Linked DNA regions of Homo sapiens: region 1 is linked to region 2. A link is a loop called in an ENCODE intact Hi-C map of the cell type or tissue named here. Cell type or tissue: endothelial cell of umbilical vein. All regions are shown on one strand. Links, peaks and the distances in the headings refer to the core of each region. The heading gives the core; the rest is flanking DNA.

Region 1 (10,835 bases), core at 932-8,931, 110 kb after region 2:
GAATAATACCTTAAGTTTTGAAATTGAGAGGGAGAAGAGGGAGAGAGAGAGAAAAGGAGAGAGACCTAGAGGGAATTGGGGGAAGAGAGGGGGAGAGGCTCTTAAATACAACACCTCTTCCATTTACTTGATATATGAACTTCACCTCTTAAAGCCTCTTTTCCACATCTGCAACAGAGAAATAATGACTCCTACTCTATGTAGGTTGTGGGGTTTAAATGAGGTTATGGATATAAAGCTTCTAAGTACTGCACTTGCTACATGATAAGCTTAAGTATGTGATAATAACAGCCCTATATCCATATACTCTGTTTTTTCTTCAGTTTTTTTTTTTTAAACCAGTATCTGACATTATATTGTGTGCGTGGTAGGTGGGTGTATTATCTCTCTGTCCCACTGTATTTTTTTTTTTTTTGAGACAAAGTCTCACTCTTGTTGCCCAGGCTGGAGTGCAATGGCATGACTTCGACTCAACGCAGCCTCTGCCTCCCAGGTTCAAGTGATTCTCTTGCCTCAGTCTCCCAAGTAACCAGGATTACAGACGTACGCCAACACACCCAGCTAATTTTTGCATTTTTAATAGAGACGGGGTTTCACTATGTTGGCCCAGGCTGATCTTGAACTCCCAACCTCAGGTGATCCACCCGCCTCAGCCTCCCAAAGTACTGGGATTACAGGCATGAGCCACTGCACCGTGCTGTCCCATTGTATATCATAAGCTCCACATGAGAAGGAATTTTGCCACATTTACCTCTGTATCCACAGTGCTTACAATGATGGCTGGCTTCTAGTAGGCACACTTTAAGTATTTGTTGAAGGAATGGTTGTTATGACCATAATCTTCCCTACAGCACCTTACTACAAACATAGTAGTTGCCCTACGAATGCTTTCTATGTGGTTTGCAGTAAATAGAATGCAAAACCCTTATTATCATACTATATTGCCACCCATCTCAGCTAAACTGAATGAATAAATAACCTTCTGGCTGGGGTAACCTATTTGAAGATAGAGGTCACAAAAACAAAGAGGGCATTTAATAAATATTGATTATTCATTACATTGCCTGCTTTCTACCCTGGCCTCTAGGAAAAAAAAAGTTCAGTGAATGTCATTCCTTCTAAGATGTATATTTAAACCTTTAAGATCTCCCGTATTTTTATAAATTTCCTAAAATATTGTATTATTTTTACAAATGGAAACAAAATTTTAATTGAGAAAAAATAATACAATAACTTAGCATGGAAAAAAGCACTGCACTCTAACCTGGGCGATAGCTCAAGACCCTGTCTCAAAAAAAAAAAAGAGAGGGTATTTAAGGTAAAGTCAAATCTTTCTTGCTCCATCTCTAACATCTGTCCCTAGAGGCAGCCAAATGGTAGTTTGGCATTTATCAGGATGACCAGGATGTCAGATTCTGTCTTTTTGTGTTTGATGTTACCAACCATTAATGTTCAATTCTATGATTTATCATTTCATCAGGGGCTTGCAAAAGGGCAAAACTCCATCACTTCTTTTTCATACATTAACTATAATCCTTTGGTAAGATAAATTTCCCTTTACCTACAACTTGCTTACCCAGTTGTACAGTTTGCAAAGAAAAGAATACATAATATTTTTCTTTAATTATTTTTCAAAATAAGGAGTTGGTTTCCTAGGACCCTCTAATTTTAGTTACATTATGAACACATTGCGTTAAACATATTTGATGAGTTTGAATCCACTCATTACTTGTATTAGTGCTCATATCATCCCATTTTGGTCAGTGAGAAGCCTATTTTTTAACTGGCAAATAAAGTGTGTATATTTAGAGTATACATGATGTTATGATATATGCATACATTGTGGAATGGCTGAATAGAGCTAATTAACATATATGTTACCTCACATACTTTTTTTGTGGTGAGAACACTTAAAATTTGATCTCAGCAATTTTCAAGTATACAATATGTTAACTATAGTGAACACAATGGACAATAGATTTCTTGAATTTATTCCTCCTGTCCAACTGAAATTTTGTATCCTTTGACTAACATCTTCCCAATTCGCCCATCTCCCAGCCTTTGGTAACCATCACTCTACTTTCTGCCTTGATGAATTTGACTTTTTTAAATCTTACAATTGCTATGTTGAAAGATGGTATTCCCTCCAAAACTCATGTTGAAACTTAATCCCCATGCAAAAGTATTAAGAGCTGTGGCCTTTGGAAGGTGATTCAGTCATGAGGGCTCTACCCTCATGAATGGAATTCGCACACTTAAAAGGGCTCAAGGTTGAAGGGAGAGTCCTCTTGCTCCTATGCTCTTCTGCCATGTGAGGACAGTGTTCTTCCCCTCCAAAGGATGCAGCAACTAGTTGCCAATTTGGAAGCAGAGATTGGGTCCTCACCATGTATCAAACCTGCCAGTGTCTTTTTCTTGAACTTCCCAGCCTCCAGAACTATGAGAAATACATTCCTGTTGAAAAATTACCAGTCTGTGATATTTTATTATACCAATATCAAACAGACTAAGACATACATATAAATGCGATCATGCAGTATTTGTCTTTTTGTGCTGGCTTATTTCATTTAATATAATGTGCTCTAGTTTCATCTATGTTGTCACAAATGACAGCATTTCCTTCTTTTTTTAAGGCTGAATAGTATTCCATTGTGTGTATATACACATTTTCCTTATCCTTTTATTCACGATAGATTGAGGTTGATTCCGTATCTTGGCTATTGTGATTAATGCTGCAATAAACATGGGAGTGCAGATATTCTCTTTTCAAATATCTCTGACACACTCACTTCAATTCCTTTGGATATATACCCATTAATGGGATTACTGGGTCATATGATAGTTCTATTTTAAATTTTGGGGGGAAACTTCATAGTGTTTTCCATAGCAGCAGTGCTATTTTATACTTTCACCAGCAATTTAAGGGTTCCCTTTCTTCTATATCCTCACCAACATTATTATCTTTCATCTTGTTGATAATAGCTGCTCTAACAGGTGCGAAGTGGTAAGTAGGAAGGTTTTCAAGCTGGCCCTTGTGAGTCATTTTGAGATGACCCCAATAGTATTTGATATTTCCTTGCCTCTCATATAACAAGATATTCCATGTTCTTCGTGTATATTTTGTGTCCAACACCTTGAATCAGCTATTTCTCCTAAAAGTTTTGGTTCTTCTTGCTGGAAAATGTGTCTGGAAACCACAATCTAGGTGCTAGAGGATAGATGTCAATTTGAGGCCGGGTGCGGCGGCTCATATCTGTAATCCTGGCACTTTGGGAGGCCAGGCAAGTGGATCACTTGATGTCAGGAGTTCAGGAGCAGCCTGGCCAACATGGTGAAGCCCTGTTTCTACTAAAAACACACAAAAAAATTAGCCAGATGTGGTGGCACACACCTGTAGTCCCAGTGAGCTGAGATCATGCCACTGCACTCCAGCCTGGGCAACAGAGTAAGACTCTGTCTCCAAAAAAAAAAAAAAAAAAAAAAGTCAATTTGCTTACTTTTGGATGCTGTAAAGAATTTCCTTCAAACTGTAGACAGTCCTAACAGCACTTGATTATTTAGAAATTCATTATCTGGATCTCTTGCTTTTTATAAGTGCTTTTGTATCTGTGCCCTTTCTGAGACTCGGAGTTTAAAAACCATAACCTCTTCTTCACCAGTCCCTGGCCCAAAGTTTGTAACATGCTAGACACTCAGAACATATTCATTGAATGAGAAAAATCAGGCTTTAGATGCTAAAAGAAATGACCAGAAATGAGTTTCAAAAATATGAGAAGAAACGGCAGCATAGTTAGAATAACCTGGTAGCCTCTGAGGACATTATTTTAATAGGGTCTACATTTGCTTGGCTGTTTAAATTCATGTTTACTTAAAAAGAAATTACATTAAAGACCTATGCTATATTTTTGAAAGGGCATTTCTGAGTTGGTTCAAAGGTTGTGGGTTATTGTTAAGTTGACTGACATTGTCTCCTCCAAAAACCACCCTTGACTAGTTCTAAAACAAAAGAGTTTCTGTGAAAAGATACAAGTTTTAATTTTCTATTCAGGTCATCCTCAGAGAATTTCAACCTATGATGATTATCAGAGACAAAAAGGGGCAAAGCAGGTCTAAGATAACAGCAGATAGTGTGGATAAATGTGCCAAGAGTGATGGAAATTCAGCCCCTCCCTGTTGGGCAGGGAGTTGGCAGGGTTGGGGTACATGGCAAGTTAGCCGAGATGAGGCTCCTGGTTGGCTGGGTGGGGAAGTACAGGGATAGAATGCGCCTGTGAAGCTACTGATTGGCCCTGGACAGTTTGCAGCTTTGAGTGGGAGGGGTAGGATCTGAAGAAGAGCAACAGAGATCTTTGGCAGGAATTGGGGTAAGGTGGTGGAGGGGAATCTGGTTCTTGTTAAGAAGCAGAGAAAGGATAGGCAAAAACAAATGGTCTTACTGTCTTTCTCCAGTGCCTCATCTATTATAGCTTTCTGCTGAATTTTGCTCCCACAAACCCCTTCTTTGCTCTTTCTCCAGCTGCTCCCTTAATCATTCTATTCCTCTTTCTGGCTGACAGCCTCTTTCTCTAGTAGCGTTTAATTGACCTTAACTCACAACAGAGGAATAAACTTTTTGCTCACTAATGGCAAAAATCCAACTCTGGCTACTTCCAGCAAAAGACAGGTTAGCGTAAGAAACTTGGTATCAATGAGAATCATGTAGGCAAGCTAAGAGAACGGGCCTTGGAGATTGGCAGGATCCAGGGTAGCTCTAAGGACTAGAAAGTGGGAGCCAAAGGATTGGTTTCCCAGCAGGAACAGTCTGGTCAAGGAGGTCACTGCTAGGGTAAACCTTTTGTGAAAATCTCAGTGACCTCCCTTGGCCAGGTCATGAGAAGAAGGAGCTTATGAAGTAAGAGGCAGACCACTGGATTTCCTCTCCCATGAAGGCTGTACATGATAGAGCGGATGTGTTTGGAAACTGGCAGTGCTATTAGAAAGAGATAGTGAATGCCAAGCAGCCAAAAAAAAAAAAAAAAAGAAAGAAAAAAAAACGTTTTTTTACTCAAAGACATCAACTTATTATCACAATTACTTAGTGATTCAAATCCTGTGATTTCTCTCTTAATTTCTTAAATTTTCAAAGTTAGTGCTCTCGGTGTCTTAAAAACAATTTTTTTTAAATTTTTAAGATTAAAAACTTATGTCCTCGTTTTATTTTCTTCTGATGAGTCAGCGACCTTAAGAATCCAAAGCTCTGCACCCCTGGACTAAGGCCAGGAGTGAAAATCCATTACTAAGATTAGTCAGCCCTGAAAAAAAAACACCCTTTTCCCTCTGGCATTTTCATTACTTCTCTCCACCCCAGTAGAAACAATTAGCCGTTGAAACTAAGTTGTTTTTTTCCTTGCTTTTCAACTTATTATGAAAATTTTCACAATATACAAATGTTGAGAGTATTATATAATGAAACTCCTTGAGCCAGCTTCAACAATTCATCTCTGCCCACACACCCTTACATCCATGCATGCAACCTCACACAATTTTGTTCTCCTTAGTTGGATGATTCTAAAGCCAACCCCAGACATATGATTTTATCCTGCAATATTTTATTATGTTTCTCTAAAATACAAAGACTCTGAAGAACGATAACCATAATATCACTACCAAACCTAATACATTTATTAAAAATTATTTCCTATCCTCAAATATCAAGTCTATGGTCAAGTTTTCCCAATTGTCTCATCTATTTCTGGATCAAATCAGGATCCAAATGTGGTCTGTACATTCTGGCCAAATTTTTAAGGAGATTACAGTAACTGCCCAAACTTTTATAGTCTCAGTTTGAAGTTTGAACACAGCTTTTTCTTTCCATTTTTTTTTTTTGAGATAGCATCTTCCTCTATCACCCAGGCTGGAGTGCAGTTGCGCTGGAGTGCACAGCCTCTGAGTTCAAGTGATTCTCATGTCCCAACGACCTGAGTAGCTGGGATTACAGGCGTACACCACCACGCCCAGCTAATATTTGTATTTTTAGTAGAGAGAGGGTTTCAACATGTTGGTCAGGCTGGTCTTAAACTCCTGACCTCAAGTGATCCAACCACGTCGGCTTCCCAAAGTGCTAAGATTACAGGCTTGAGCCACCTACGCCCACCCTATTTATTTCAATAGCTCTTTGGGGAACAGGTGGTGTTTGGTGACGTGAATATGTTCTTTAGTGGTGATTTCTGAGATTTTGGCACACCCATCACCTGAGCAGTGTACACTGAACACAGTTTTTTCATTTTAGTTTTCTTTGGTTGGTAGTCTAAGCTCATCTCTGTCCTGAAGCTGCCATAGTTGCAAGTATTGAAGTGATTCAGCATCCCTCAGCCCATGTCTTCAGGTTAAATAAGCATATCTTGCAACTTCATTAAGAACAACTATCCAGGCCTTTTTAAAAATGCTATTATTATTTCTTCTCAAAGAATAGAGAAAGTAGCAACTGTTTTCTAAAATGTAGAGTTTATTTACTGTAATATTGTTTATGGTGACTTCAGATTGGAACTAACTCAAAGGTCCACCAAGGAGCTTGGCTAAACAGACTACCCTATGCCCAAACTATACGAAACTATGCCACATTTAAAAATAATGAGGTCACTCTATCCGTAACAACGTGAAAATGCCAAATGCCTCGATATATTGGTGAATAAAAAATTAAATAGTATGAATAATGTGATCTATTTTTGCCTAAAAACAATGTTTCTAGATACACAGAAAGAAATCTCAAAGAATAACCACCAAATCTTGGAGGGAGGATGTAAAATTCTGGAGGAATTACACTTTCTACTTTTTACATTTTTGTATCATTTAAATGCTTTTATTATAAGTGTATATTAGCTTTATAATGTGAAAAAAGATACTTCTATGATGAAATATTATGTAAATTTAAAGTATTATATAAATGATTTTCCTTCTTTCTTCAATCTTTCTCCAATATCAAAAATAATTTGGAATTGACTCTACCACAGATACAATGTTATCAATTGGCAGAATATTTGAAGATACACCTCAATAGTCTTCCTCAATTCACAATATTGAACTATGACTATATGACAGACACAGACGTAAGCTTTATCCCATTTAATCTCCAGAATAAATACCACTGTCTACATTTTACATGTAAGGAAACTGAAGCTTAGAGTGTCAAAGTCACTTGCTTAAGTCACAGCTAGGATTCAAACCTTGGTCTCTTTCATGCCATGGCCCACAACTTCACCCTTTATGCACAGGTGTCCAATTTCTTGGCTTTCCTGGGCCACAACATAAGAATTGCCTTGGGCCACACATAAAATACACAAATACTAATAGTAGCTGATGAGCTAAAACAAAAAAAAAATTGCAAGAAAAGCTCATAATGTCATAATGTTTTAAGAAAGTTTATGAATTTGTCTTGAGCCATATTCAAAGCTGTCCTGGGCCGCCTGCGGCCTGTGGGCCACAGATTAGACAAGTTTGCTCTATAGCATACTGACTCTACCCTACTAAATATAACAAATGTACAAAAAAAGCAATATTCCAAAATCCAAGGCCATAATCCTCTCATATTTCTCTTTAGAGCCACTGTGTAAGGAGTTCCCAAGACCATGCAGGGTCCCATGATTTGTTTGAGGGATTCGGCCCATAGTCATACTCACATCCATGACTTATTGCAGTGAAATGATATAAGGCAGAATCAGCAAAGGAAAAAAGCCACATGGGGCAAAGCAAGGGGGAAACTAGGCATGAGTTTCCAGAGTCCTCTCCCAACAGAGTTACGTGGGATGTGCGTAATTCCCCTGACAACAAGTTGAAAGCACACATGTGAAATATTACCAACCAGGAGAGACTCAGCACTCAGGGATTTTATTGGGGGCTAGTTATGTAGGCATCCTCTGATTGGCACATACCCAAACTTTAAATTTCCAGAAGAAAATCACGTGTTCAGTATAACCACATTGTTTGTTCAAATAGCTTAGGTACTAAGCTATTGTACCTCTAACTGGTACACTCTACCAGTTAATCACAGGAACCCTCCCACAACCTAAGTTCGCAGATGCCAGCCTTATAATCAAGCCTGTCAAAGAATAGCACTTGGGCCTGTTATGCCAACTCTTTTCTGTACAGCCTCCAAACAATTATAAGGAGTCAAGTGCACAATGAAAATATAATTACATCAGCAGCCTCCAGTCTGTTTTCATAGTAAACATGGTGAAGCCACTCAATGTTATTTCTTTTCAGTAAATAACAATTTTCCTCCAGAGCCCTAGTGTCGTCCACTTATAGGCCAGACAGCCCTTTCAAATCTACTTTTCTTGGCCAAAGACATTGTAGTTCTTATCCCTTTCTTCACTTTTCAGAGCATCTTACAAAAAAGTTTAGACACAAAATATCACAAAGAAACAGTTTCCCCATGATGATAGCAGTGCCTATTTGATTGCCCATGCAGAGGAAGACCTTTGATATTTTGTTTCATTTTCAGTAACTGGTTGAAGGTTTTTTAAAAAGATTTGAGTGTAAACTTCTTCATCACTATTATGACCTTCTCTTTGATATCCATTTCCAAGTCAATGACTTGTACTTAGAATGGCAGGTTTCAAAAGAAACGAGCCATGTGCCTGATCACTCAGAAAATACTGTTCCTCGCATGTTAATTTGCCATACTTGAGAAATTCTAGCCTCACTATTAGGGTGATAACTTTTTACCCCATGCTTTTTACATGAAATACAGAACTTTATACAACCAAGCACCCACACCCAAGGTGTGTTTCACAGCGTCAATTTAAGATATGCTATCTGATGAATGTCATAGTATGCTCAGAGTTAAGCAATTTGAGGATTAGCTTATTGCCCAAAGCACTAGACCAACTTGTATAGTCCATAGAATTCTTTCCTTGTTTGCAATTCTATCTCTACTGAAAATGATAAAAACAGAGGAGTCGAAGACTGACTACACTTATGAAATTAAAAAAATTTAAAAACTCAGTTAAGTTCTGGTAATATTTATCCATGTTTTACTTATAAACATAAAGGGCTGTATTTCTTCCTTATGTACACATTTGTTATAGCCATTATGAGTTAGATGTGTGCCTCTTTGGGTTTGGAAATTACTGAAGTTGCACACCTACAATTACAACCTCAGAGACTGACATAATTTCAGATACCACTTCATATTTGAGTAAAAATTAGCAATATGTTTGAGGAGATGAACGTGCTTTGATGTAATCCCCTGACAGGAAAGTTTAACAAATATGTTGGGCAAATTTTTCTCTGTTCTAAAATTTGTTTTAAATTTCTGTGATTGAATAATCCACAAAGATACTCAATTATCTTAAGTACCCATGTAATTTCTACCTGTGAGTAACTGATATGGTTTGGATATTTGTTCCTTCCAAATCTCATGTTGAAATGTGATCCCCAGTGCTGGAGGTGGGGCCCAGTGGAAGGTGTTTGGGTCATGGGGACAGATCCCTCATGAATGGTGTGGTGCCCTGACTGCAGTAATGAATGAGTTCTCATTCTGTTGGTTCACATAAGAGCTGGTTGTTTAAAATAGCATGGCATTCCTCCCTCCCTCTCTTGCTCTCTTTCTCACCATAGGACCTGCCTGCTCCACCATCATCTTCTGCCATGAGTAAAAGCTTCCTGAAGCCTCACCAGAAGCTGAGCAGATAGATGCAGGTGCCATGCTTGAACAGTGTGCAGAGCTGTGAGCTAATTAAACCTTTTTTCTTCATAAATTAGCCAGCCTCGGGTACTCCTTTATAGCAATGCAAAATGAACACTAACTATGAATGAGCATATCAAAAACCTTCTATAAATATGTAGAGAATTTTGTCTACTATTTCTTAATTCATTTTGTGATCACTCACCTGCTGCCTTACCATATCTGTCTATTGCTTACTGACTAATGGTTTATATTCAGCTTTGTTGTTTAATGCTTTAGGCCTTTATCTGCTTTTCATCAAAATTTCCTAAGAACAGTGATTATATTTTGATTCATCTATGTTGAGCCCAGCGTAGAAAAGGTAGCCGGTACTTACTTACCTGTTTTCCTGCTTCATGGAGGAATGCATGGATGAATGAATAAATGGGTTGTGAGCTCCTGAAGAATGTGAACTAACTATATCTTCCACACAGTGGGGACTGGATCAACACTTCTGCCCTGAAGGAAAATATGAATCCTTATCTAAATTCAGAAATGTGGTTATGCCATGTTACTTCTCCACAATCAAAAATTCATAAGCAATCTTCACGTTTTAGAGATGCATGTTAACATTTATGAACAAAAATATTTAATGTTTGAGATTTTCCTCAAAACAGTGGGGGTAGGGAAAATGAAGGAACGAGTACAGGTAGAGCTAAAACAAGGTAGACCATCAGTTGACAAAAGTTGAAGCTTGGTATGTATTTGAAAGTTTTCATAATAAAATTTCATAGTGAACTTCACTCATCTAACCTGTTAATGGATGTTTATGTACCTATTCTAGTATGTTCTTCTCCCTGGAGAAGAGAGGTACTATTTACTGACTACCTACTATTGGAATATTTGTCATGTTTTCTCGCAGCTTTTTAACAACTTTCATATATTTTGGGAATTCCCTACTATTGGAGTCCCTGCCTCTCCAGTACAGAAGTCAGAAACTCACCTATTTAACCTTGTTTGTGAGTGGCATATAGGTATGGGACCTGGACTCTGTTGATCAGAACTATCTAGCTAAGTCATCAAATTAAAAGAGTGACATGAATAAGGAGGTGCTGGTAAGAATTATTTCTCGCCGGATGGAAAGGAAGCATTCAGCCTTCAGAGGCAGCACTTGCTGAGAGCCCAGCAGTTG
Region 2 (10,835 bases), core at 977-8,976:
ACAACGTTCTTCCTGGTCATCTCAAAACCTCACATGCAATCCTTCTTTCCTCAGTATTCCCGACAATCAGTTTGTACAACAAATACAGTGCTCATGAGAGTCTACCTTGTAATAAAGTTGCATGTGGATTTCCTTAGCATCCCTTCTAGCTTATAATTATAACTTAGAAGTTCTAGCCCAGTGCTTTATGCTAGATTAGAATATGGAACAAGTAACTTTACAACTGGAAAGTATGTAAAAGATATTCTAATTCAAACCTTAATTTTACTGCTAAAGACATTGAAGCCTATTTTAAGAGGCGACTCATGCTGACAATGGGAAAGAGAAATTCACTTGTACCTTCCTTCCTTGAATTCATATTAGGAATAAAACCATACGTGTGCTCAGCACTGTGCTAGGCACTAGGTCTACCCAGGTGACAGTTCCTATTTTTAAGAATCTCAGTATCTACTGGGAAAAACAATTAATAGATTATTATAACACAATGGGATGGGATACCTGTTTGAGGAATAAATAAATGCATGAGTCAAGGAGTTTACTGTCTTTGCAGTCATATTATGTGGTCCCTTCAATCAGAAGCATGAGGAGACAGGTTTTTTTTTAGACAAGAGTTTCCCTCTGTGGCCCAGGCTGGAGTGCAGTGGCACAGTCTTGGCTCACTGCAACCTCCGTCTCCCTGGCTCAAGCGATTCTCATGCCTCAGCTTCCCAAGTACCTTGGACTACAGGCACCCACCACCATACCTGGCTAATTTTTGTATTTTTAGTAGAGATGGGGTTTCACCATGTTGGCCAGGCTGGTCTCAAACTCCTGACCTCAAGTGATCTGCCCACCTCAGCCTCCCAAGTGCTGGGATTACAGGCATGAGCCACTGAGCCCAGCTGAGACAGGTTTTATAATTCACTTAATAAAATCATATCTCAGGCTGCAGGAAAGGAATGTCAAATCTGATTTGTGCCAGGCAAGTTCATCGTCATTAGTCCAAAAGAGGAGAGAGGTCTATTGGAAATGAGGAGCTGCTGCTTTCCATCTCACCCTCGGTTTTTAGTTTGTCTCTCTTCAGTTTTTGTTGCTGCTTTCCCTCGTGTACTCAGGATTATGTTTTAAACACTCACAACCTGGACGATTTTGGTTTTGTTTACTTATTGGCTGTATGTTTACCTCAACCAGGCCAAAGGTTCTATGGACTCTGGACTGGATGCACTACTGATTTACTTTTTTTTCTGATGGTGGGGGTGGGGAGATGGACTTTTGCTCGTCTCCCAGGCTGGAGTGCAATGGCATAATCTCGGCTCACTACAACCTCTGCCTCCCTTGTTCAAGCAATTCTCCTGCCTCAGCCTCTTGAGTAGCTGTGATTATAGGCAAGCACCACCATGCCTGGCTAATTTTTGTATTTTTAGTAGAGACGTGGTTTCACCATGTTGGCCAGGCAGGTCTCAAACTTCTGACCTCAGGTGATCCACCAGCCTCGGCCTCCTGAAGTGCTGGGATTACAGGCGTGAGCCACCACGCCTAGCCTATTTACTTTTTAAAACACTTGAATGGTCTTGTAATGTTAGCTGTTCTCAGTCCCGCAAAAGTCGGGTTTCTGTCAGGCAACGCGTCTGCTTAATTTAGGTGTCAAAGAGAGTGTCACGGGATGCACGGTAGGACAGCTCCCAAACCCACAGGATATTCCTTACTTGCAAAATCACAGGCCCATTCTGCTCACAGCACATCAGGAATGACTTCCAGTTGGGTGGTGTGAGGGGGAGTTTTATTTGAAAATGATTCCAAAACCTGTAAGAGAGATAAAGCATGGGAATGTGCTCTGGAAACTTCCATGCCTGTTCCTTTGCCAGGATCTATTTGGTACCTGGTACTCTGTCCTCCCTGAGAGATAGTGTTTCTGTACTGTTCCAGCTGTTGATGTAGCTCAGAACTTTCAGGGTGTTGAATACAGACAGCTCCTTGAACGAGATTTTGTCTTATTTTTATTGTACTATGATGTTCCTTGCTTTAAGGAATCCTTATATGTGAAAATCTAGATCTATATCTTGTACACAAAAGCAACAGAATCTAGTATTAGTGAAGGTACAGGTAAATGTATTCTCTCATACATTATTTTTGGAAAGGTGAACTGGCTTCCCGAAGAACGATTTGGCAGAGGGCACTAAAAGCCTAGACGCTGTATTCATAGAATCCAGCAGCCCCGCTCCTAGGAATTTAACTTACAGAAGTCACTATGAATGTGTGCAAGACACATCCACATGATTATTTGCCATTGTTTCAAATAGTGAAAAGTTAGAAATGACTTACAGGTCAAAGAGGTTAAATAAAGTGCTAATATAGGTATGTGGTATCAGGTAAGCAGGCATTAAAAATGATGTAGGAAAATACAATACTGTGGAAAATCGCGTTGATAAACACACAGGTAGAAAAGTATGTATGGTATATGTGCTTGGAAGCAAAAAAAGAAAGATTAGCTAGACACCAAAATATCAATTATTATTTCTGGGTAGTGGGATTATTTGTAGTTTTTTCATTTAAAAATATTTTTTCAAATTTTTGACAGTGGATATGTATTATTTTTATAACCAGAAGAATGTTTAGTAAATTCACAAATCCCATTTTCAGAGCAACAAGATAAAGTGGACTGTGACTGCTTCCCAATATTTATGATGACATCTTATATTTGTGACCCTTGTTACCAAAACACAATAGAACAAGATAGAGTTTAGCGATTTCTAAGATGGAATTATTTTCTTAAGAAAAAAAAAATCCCCAAGATCCCCTCAAAAGTTGCCAGATTCCTTTCTTTCTAGAACAAGAGTTACGTATATGATCCGTTGAAAATGAAAAAAACTTGGAATGTCTTACAGCTGTTAAAAGATTTGAGGTTGACCTGGATGTCCCAATGTGGAAGGCTATCTAAAATATATTGATGAGTAAAAAATGCAAGTTGCAGAATATCTGTACTAGGATTTCATTTAAAAACAATAGCAACATCCCAAAGGTGGTGTGTGCTTTGCCAAAATTAAAAAAAAATAAAAACAACGGCAACAATAACACTCCCTCACTACCAACTATGTGGGACATCTTATTGAAAACAAATATATGTAGAGAAATGTTGCTATGTCCAGAAACAGGCCTGGGAGGATACACACTGAGCTATTATCAAAGCTTACCATAAGAGTGGGTGGAGGGAAGGGCAGGAAACAGGGTTTCCTGAGAGGTGCTTGGTGGGGTTACTTCCTTTTTATTTTACATAGCTCCACATTCTTAAGCTTTTTCATATCATTTAAAAACATTCAAAAGGAAATAAGTAAAAAAGAAATTTTAATAAATGCCTCTGCTTGCAAGCTCAGAGTACAAACTTTTGCTTATACATTTTAAATAATTAGAATTTTAAAATTAAATTTCTGCATTTTTTTCAGAGGATCTGTGGTAATGAGAAAAAGTACTCTTTCCTTTGGTGATTATTTTGCAAATATAAAAATGGCAAATTGCCCTTTCTGAATTTCAGTGCAAATATTCTAGATATGATCCTAAAGACTTAAACAGTTTTGAAGTGCAGGCAGACAGAAACTCAGTGGGCCATTCCCTTAAACCAACTAGCCCACCAAATTCTTGCTCAGAGGTGAGCACAGACAAAAATGTGATGCAGGAATTCACTAATTCAATGACCATGTCTTTGCCACACAAATACTCATTCTTGTCTTGGCAAACATACCCTTTCCCTCTTATAATGTATTTCTCTTTCTTATACCAAAACCCACTTCCAGAAGGGTGCAATAACACATTCACATGAATGTATAAATGACTCTTTAATGTTATACCTTCCTAACCAGATTTGCTTTTTAACAAACTAACAAAGGAATGAAGCTCTAATGGTGGAATCTCACACATTAGTCAGAATCTGGGGGCTTCGGCAGTCACTGACTGCTTATGCATATCCACAGCGTCCTCAGCAATGGCCTGGGGGCGCCAGGTGCTTCCAGACTTACAGGTGATGGTATATGTCAGGATCCCGCTGGAGCCGTGTTTGGAATCCTATATACAACTCATCCCAGAGTAGACCATTCTTCACCACGTGTCTGATGACATCCACCCGGCTATGGATCTGAAATAGACATGGAACCACTAGCAGGGGCAACCCAGGAAGCAGAGTATGGATCCCTCCTGTCCCTGGGAGGAGCAGCTGCCCATGATGGCAGAGGCACGGAGAGCCAAGGAGAAGAGTCTCTGGGAGCAGATATCACAGGCTGAGGAGAAAAGGAAAGATGCTAAGTGCAGCAGGACTCGAAAGAAGGAAAACAGGAAATGGATTAAGAGCAGGGGGAGCATCTGACTGAGAGCACAAACTGCAGATTCATGGGTTCAAATCCAGACTCTAGCTGTGTGATCTTGGTCACCGTTCTGTGCCTTGGCTTTCTCATCTATAAAATGAAGACAATAATAGAACATGCCTCATAGGATTGTTGTGAGGATGTATATAAAATACTTAAAGCCTGGCACATAGTAAGCACTCAAGAAATCTTTGCTGTTATCGTCATTCTAAAAGCCGAGTGTTCAAGTCTCCACCTGAACATTCAGAGGCAAAGCAGAGCCTGGAAGCTCACAACAGTCTATAGTTTCTGGCCTGTCATAGAACAGGATTACTTTAAATCAAGTGGTCAAGATCCTTATCCTTAAAGAATCCCAACTTTTAAACTGTTGAAGAGCCAAAGCAGCACAGGATTAGGAGACAAGCAGAGATGGTCTTGAGTCTCAGCCCTGCACTTACTAATTATGTGACCTTAAGCTTGCTAAGCCTCCGTTTCTCTATTATGAGACTGTTGAGAGAAAAAAATGAGATAACTTATATAAAGAAAATAAAGAGAAGTTATCCTTGGTTGCACATAGTTTTAACAATCCATCGGCACCAATGTTAGAGTTTAGAGGAGCCCTTTCAGTGTCTGCAACAAATTTTCTCCCGGTAAATATCATGCTAATATCAGTAGAGGCAAACTTTCCATAAGTGACAGGCTATTAAATGACACAGAATGATTGGAAGTTTGGCATTTTTAGATCTATTTCTCTTTTTTGCACCATTTGTATAAAACAATTATATCCATCGTGAACTGAGGTTACAAACATAGGGCAGAGTTTTGCTAATAGAGGTTTAGAAACATGATTCTACAATTTGGTCAGGTTAAGGTCGGCCTGGCTAAGATGCAGTACCAGGACCTGGTTCCTCCCAATGCAGGGTAAATGGCCTTTTTTGGCCTTTTAGCTGGGAGAGAAGCACACAGGAGAATTGGAAGTAGATTTAAGAAATATTTGGGGTGTAAAATGGAAAGGTCTAGATGACTGATTAGATTTGGGGATGTAAGGAAAAGGGAAGAACCAAAGATTACTCATTTGTTTCTAGCTTGACTGACTTGGGGAATGATATTACCAACGATCAGATAGAAAAAGGAAAAAGAACATTTTAAAGAAGGAAGATGAGGAATTGAACTTTGAACAAGTTGAAAATTATGTATTAAGCATTCAGAAATTCAGACAATTATATCTAGCAGGCAGTTGACTATTAAGAACCCAAAGCTTGACAGCACTGGAGGTAGCCAGAGAGCGCTCTGGGCTGGACATATGGATTATTTTTGGAGTCATTAACAGAGAAGTGATGTTAGCAGGTGAGTTTACCCAGGAAGAGACTTGGGAAGAACAGTGGAATGAACACAGAGTCCTGGAAGGAAACAAGAGACTTAAGCAGTGGCTGGGGAAAGAGGAACTCCAAAAGAATGCAAAAGAATATTCAGGAAAACAAGGAGGTACTGTCACTGGGCTAAGGAGAAGACTATTGGTTCACAATGACGGACAAATTGCGTGCATAACCTATCTCCTCTGCATTTCCAGATCCAACTAAAATGTTGCAAAGCAATTATACAGGAATAAACTGCCACATTGAAAAGAAAAGGAAGTGATTCATTGACAGGAGAATTCAACTAATTACGTGAATCTAGAAAGCATGCAGACAAGTGGAAACCGAAGATGCAGGGCAGAGGCTGTACAATCCCAGACAGTACATGGAGGGGTGTTCAGATGTGGAGGGAAGAGAAGTAGGTACTGCGGATGACAGGAGGGCAAGCACAAAAGTTATGTCCATGAGATAGCTGGCCCCTTCTCTACCCCTATATATGGCTCCCAGGTCAAATATATTTCTACAGTTCTCTCAATACATAGAATCAATTTTGGGGTAGGGGGAGAACAAGGGCAGGTAGTGTGTTTGTGATGCTGAAAGCAAGAGCCTCCACATTTTTGCACTCGGGGGTCCCCTAGCTGGCTTCTCTCCTCACCTTCACAGCTTAAAGCATACTGATGATCCTTTGGCCAAATACAGCCTAGCTCTCATTTCATGTAGTCTATAACTCTTTAAGAACATTGACTCAGCTTTCTACATTTATAACTTTGGGTATTTCACATGAAAATCCAGATTTCCAAGTTCTCTGGAAATTTCAGATCAGCCGGAGCTCAGCAGGCCTGCCCCCTTCTCATCCCGCATTCTACTTGATGCAGTCTGCCCCAGCTTCACCAGTTTATGAGATGTGCCTTGCACCAGTGTGCGAGCCCTCTGTAAGTAGAGCCTACTGGATGACAGATCCTACACCTATACATAAGAGCCCCAAATCAGCTGAAAAAAGTCTTTTTATCAGTAAATATGGACTAATCCTGTAATTCTTAAAAGTCACCCACAAAGAAAGGAGGATCAAGCTAGCATAAGTTTTCTTTAGAGCAACCTTGTCTATAACTGGAAGCCAAAGGAGCAATGCCTTCCGGTGTCTATGGAAAATGATTAGTCACCCAGAATTACATGCTGAAACTTACTTACACACCATGAGGCAGGAGACAGTTAAGCAGAAAGTCCCACATAGAAGTGAAGCAAGGAAGGGAAAGGCATGGGTGGGGTCTGGAGGCAGTGAAAGGTAGCAGATTTGCAGCAGAGCTAGAGAGGAGCCCTTCCAGGTCGGAGCAGGAGGATGGAGAGCTACAGGAGCCATGCATTTAAGAATGGAGAGTTAGTGTGATAGAAATGATGAGTTTGAAAGGCAATTAATACCTCCAAAAAGGTGGCAGGAGGGAGGCAATATGAGAAGTCTCCGGGTAGCAAGAAAAGGAGCTCTTCCACACATAGGCATAACCTCTTTAACCAAACCTCAGCATATAGAACTCTCCCTAAAATCCTGGGAGATAAAAGCCCTCAAGCCACAGTATAACAGTACCATGTGCAGAGCAGGCATCATGATTTTGCCCCATGGTGTATTTAAATATGCAACAGAGCTGCTGCTTGCTTTATCCAGCAGATGCATTATGGAAAGCTGTGAAAAAGTGATTTTTTTTCCAAATTAAATATTTTAAATGAAGTTATTTAAAAATTTTCAAAGGTGAATCTCTTGAGGCTAAGAAACCTCAATTTATAGGTTTTGTAAATTCAGATTTGAAAGGCTACACAGTGGCTAAGAGCATAGACTTTGAGCTAGACTGCTTGAGTTAAAGCCCCGCATCACCATTCATTAGCTGTATAACCATGGGCAAGTTATTCTAACTCTTATAATCCCAGTTTCTTCCCCCACAAAATGGGGGCAGATAGTAGTATCTGTTCACAGGGTTGTTGTTGGATTAAATGTCTTAACATTTCCAAAGTGTTTAACACTGTGCTTGGCATAAAGCAAGCTTGGTAAGTATTTGATATATAAAGCAATAAATGTAAAGATTTATTTTGTCTAAAAAGATGTAAGCCTATTTATCATCTATACGGTGCCTCACACAGGATTTTCTTACCTGTAAAAATCCAGTTTTTTTGTTTGTTTTTTGAGACCGAGTTTTGCTCTGTTGCCCAGGTTGGAGTGCAATGGCATGATCTCGGCTCACTGAAACTGCCGTCTCCTGGGTTCAAGCGATTCTCCTGCCTCAGCCTCCCAAGTAGCTGGGACTACAGGTGCCCACAACAACGCCCAGCTAATTTTTGTATTTTTAGTAGAGATGGGGTCTCACCATGTTGGCCAGGCTGGTCTCAAACTCCCGACCTCAGGGGATCCACCTGCCTTGGCCTCCCAAAGTGCTGGGATTACAGGTGTGAGCCACCATGCCCAGTGCCAGTTTTTTTATTATTATTACCTATAAATCAGGTAGCAGATTATTACTTTTACTGAAGTTTCCATATAGGATTTCTTCAATAGCAAGTACTAGTCAATTTATTAAAATGTAGTTCAAGAGCACATTTATTACATCTATTAGGTGAAGGTATATTTAAACCTCTACATTTAGGACATCACACATTTAAATGGCACATACAATAAGTTTAAGGGCAGACCGTATATCCTCATAACTAATGATTCTTACATTCATAGACAATTTTAAATTACAATGCATGCTCACATATATTATGTCATTTAACTATCACGACAAACTGGCAAGGGGGGAGCAAGCCCTGTGCAAGCAAACAAAAACAAAAACCCCTAAAGCTCAGACAGCTTAAATAACTGCTCAAAGCCTCCTAATCAGGAATCATGATCAGCAGAAAGGGGCATCAGTCCCCATCTTGACACTGTCTCCAATGTCATGGATCTTTACATAATGCTGCCACTGGCGAGGGATTTGTTCAGAACTTGAATTCAATAAAATATGTGTTGCTTCATGTTGATCTAACTCCCTTTCCAGAGACACCCATTGGGAGGGGCACAGGAAAATGAAGGTAGAGATCAATGCTCACAGGTCTAATAACAGCTTAGGTTGAGCAGGTGTTTGGAAGTGAGCAGACAGAGAAGTCAATCTTTGGGAATGGCTCATAAAGAAATAAGTGTGAACTTTGATCAATAACAATGTTTTAATATTGGTTTGTTAGTTGTGACAAATGTACCATAGTAAAGTGAGTTGTTAATAATACTTTGTATTAATTATAATTATATTAATTATAATTAATATTGTATTAATTATAATTAATATCCTTGTAACTTTTCTGTAAATCTAAAGTTATTCTAAAATTATAAGTTTATTTAGGAGGAAAGGAAGGAAGGGAGGAAGGAAGGAAAGAAAGAAAGAAGGAAGAAAAGCAGACTTCCACCAGTGTTGCTGCTTACTTCCTCATAGGGATGTTCTCGTTGTGGTCTTTCTTTTGGGAAGGATAAATCTAAAAAGTCAACCAAATAGTCATATCCTCCAGGAAAAGGATTGAAGTCCTCATCTGTCTCAATCATCTGTGCAAATGACAACATGGTAAAGAGAAGAATATCAATCAAGTGGTCAAGGTCTTTAAAAATTCTAAGAATGTGTAAGACTCAAATGCTCTTAAATGATAGATGATAGGAATGAATGGGAAATTAAGAGTCTCTTCTCTCACCTGAACTGCAACATTCAAATCCTAGTCTATATTAGCAAAACTGCTTCATGTCACTAACATCAAATGTATACAGCTGGTTATCGCTATCTGAAGTACTATTAGTAATGAGACATCAAATCCCACCATAAATTTGCAGGTGAGGAAATAAATGTGAGATGTTTCTCATTGTCATATAGCAGCTAAATAGAAATGGTTTCACTGAAAATGTTTTATAAAAAACTGTCAAAAGTTTTTCTCTTTTTCATACCAATTGTCCTAATGAAAATACCATTTACCAATGCTTCCTAGGTCATTAGATTTCAAAGACAATTTTCTAGAAATTATCTGGGAACTAATATAGATATCAACCATTTATTTGGCTAAGTGAGGACTGAAAAAAACCTTGCCTCTGCTACCCTTTTATTTCATTGAAGAAATAATGTTTTAATACCCCCAAATAGAAAGGACTTAGTCATGGAATAATAACAATTCATCCCAAGAAAAGAGAGTTGATATACATACCTGCTCTCTTACTTATTTCACTATTTGCCAGCAAAAACTTTGTCACAGACTGGCCATGGGCCCCAGCTAGGTTTCTGGGGATCATTGCTTTTGAGAATAGCAAGTATTATCTGGCATTAATGTTCAGGAATTGAAAGATAAACTTGGGAGTACTTCTTACCCTGAGGGTAATGAATACTTGTGTCTTAAGAGTGTGAGTGTTGTCCATTTCCTGATGACATCCCTAAACTTTGCTCCCCTGTACAACTTCAGGCATCTCATATAAGCCACAGGTAGCTGGTTACTCACTGACTTTGCAGTTACTCCTGTCCCATTTCAGACCTCCTCTTTGTCTTGCACCCTCTGTCTGCTAGTATTTAGTTTGCTTTTGGAGATCTGTCCAGTTTTGGTGACTAGGTTACAACATGAACTCTTTCTTAGCTTGTGGCTCTGTATGTATGTGTCAGGGCTAGATTAAGCTGCAGACCTAGGCCTAATTCTTAATTTGTGCAATTCAGCCTCAGCATAGCTGCAGACAAGGGTTACCTGCTTCTACCTCACCTTGCTCCGGGCGATTACCTCTTTGGGTGGATCCTACCTTCTAGCCCCACAGTTTAAATAGCTGTTCCTGCCATGCCAAAAACACTCACAAACACAAACAACAAAAAACACGTGGTGATAGCAGATAAAAGATGTTCCAAAAGAAAAACTTAGGGACTTCAGTACATTCTCTAAATATTCAACAAGAGATTGCTGATCAATTGTGAAATCTGTTCTCTGTTAGGCAGTTGATAGGACTTAATAAATGCTTATTGGAAAACAAAGGGGTGTTCATGTATTTCCATTATACAAGAAAGCAAAGACAAACAATAGCATACCCTGACCACAAGGTTGTAATCTTTAAATCCAGCCCAAGTGAAGTATTCTTTTATCCAGGATGAGTGAAGAAATATTTCATCTCCTAGAGCAGCATTCAAGATTTCCAAATAAGGTT

Evidence for each region. Hi-C counts contacts between places; a loop is a spot of excess contacts. Peaks named below come from ENCODE experiments on the same cell type or tissue, not always from the same donor. Only the 100,000 strongest peaks of a DNase experiment are listed, where the experiment ranks them.
Region 1: it touches region 2 in a loop (9-fold over the local background); 4 of 110 quality-filtered maps call a loop at or near these places.

Annotation. Positions count from the first base shown.
Region 1 is chr6:25,188,491-25,199,325 of GRCh38, forward strand. It overlaps the pseudogene RNY5P5. Among named protein-coding and RNA genes, the nearest start is that of CARMIL1, 85 kb to the right of the region's middle. In endothelial cell of umbilical vein, for the core only: no CTCF peak of the experiment used is centred there; DNase peaks (open chromatin) are centred at 4,811 and 5,271; H3K27ac peaks cover 1,953 bases.
Region 2 is chr6:25,082,795-25,093,629 of GRCh38, forward strand. It overlaps the pseudogene CMAHP. Among named protein-coding and RNA genes, the nearest start is that of RIPOR2, 150 kb to the left of the region's middle. In endothelial cell of umbilical vein, for the core only: no CTCF peak of the experiment used is centred there; DNase peaks (open chromatin) are centred at 3,217, 5,867 and 6,807; H3K27ac peaks cover 4,036 bases.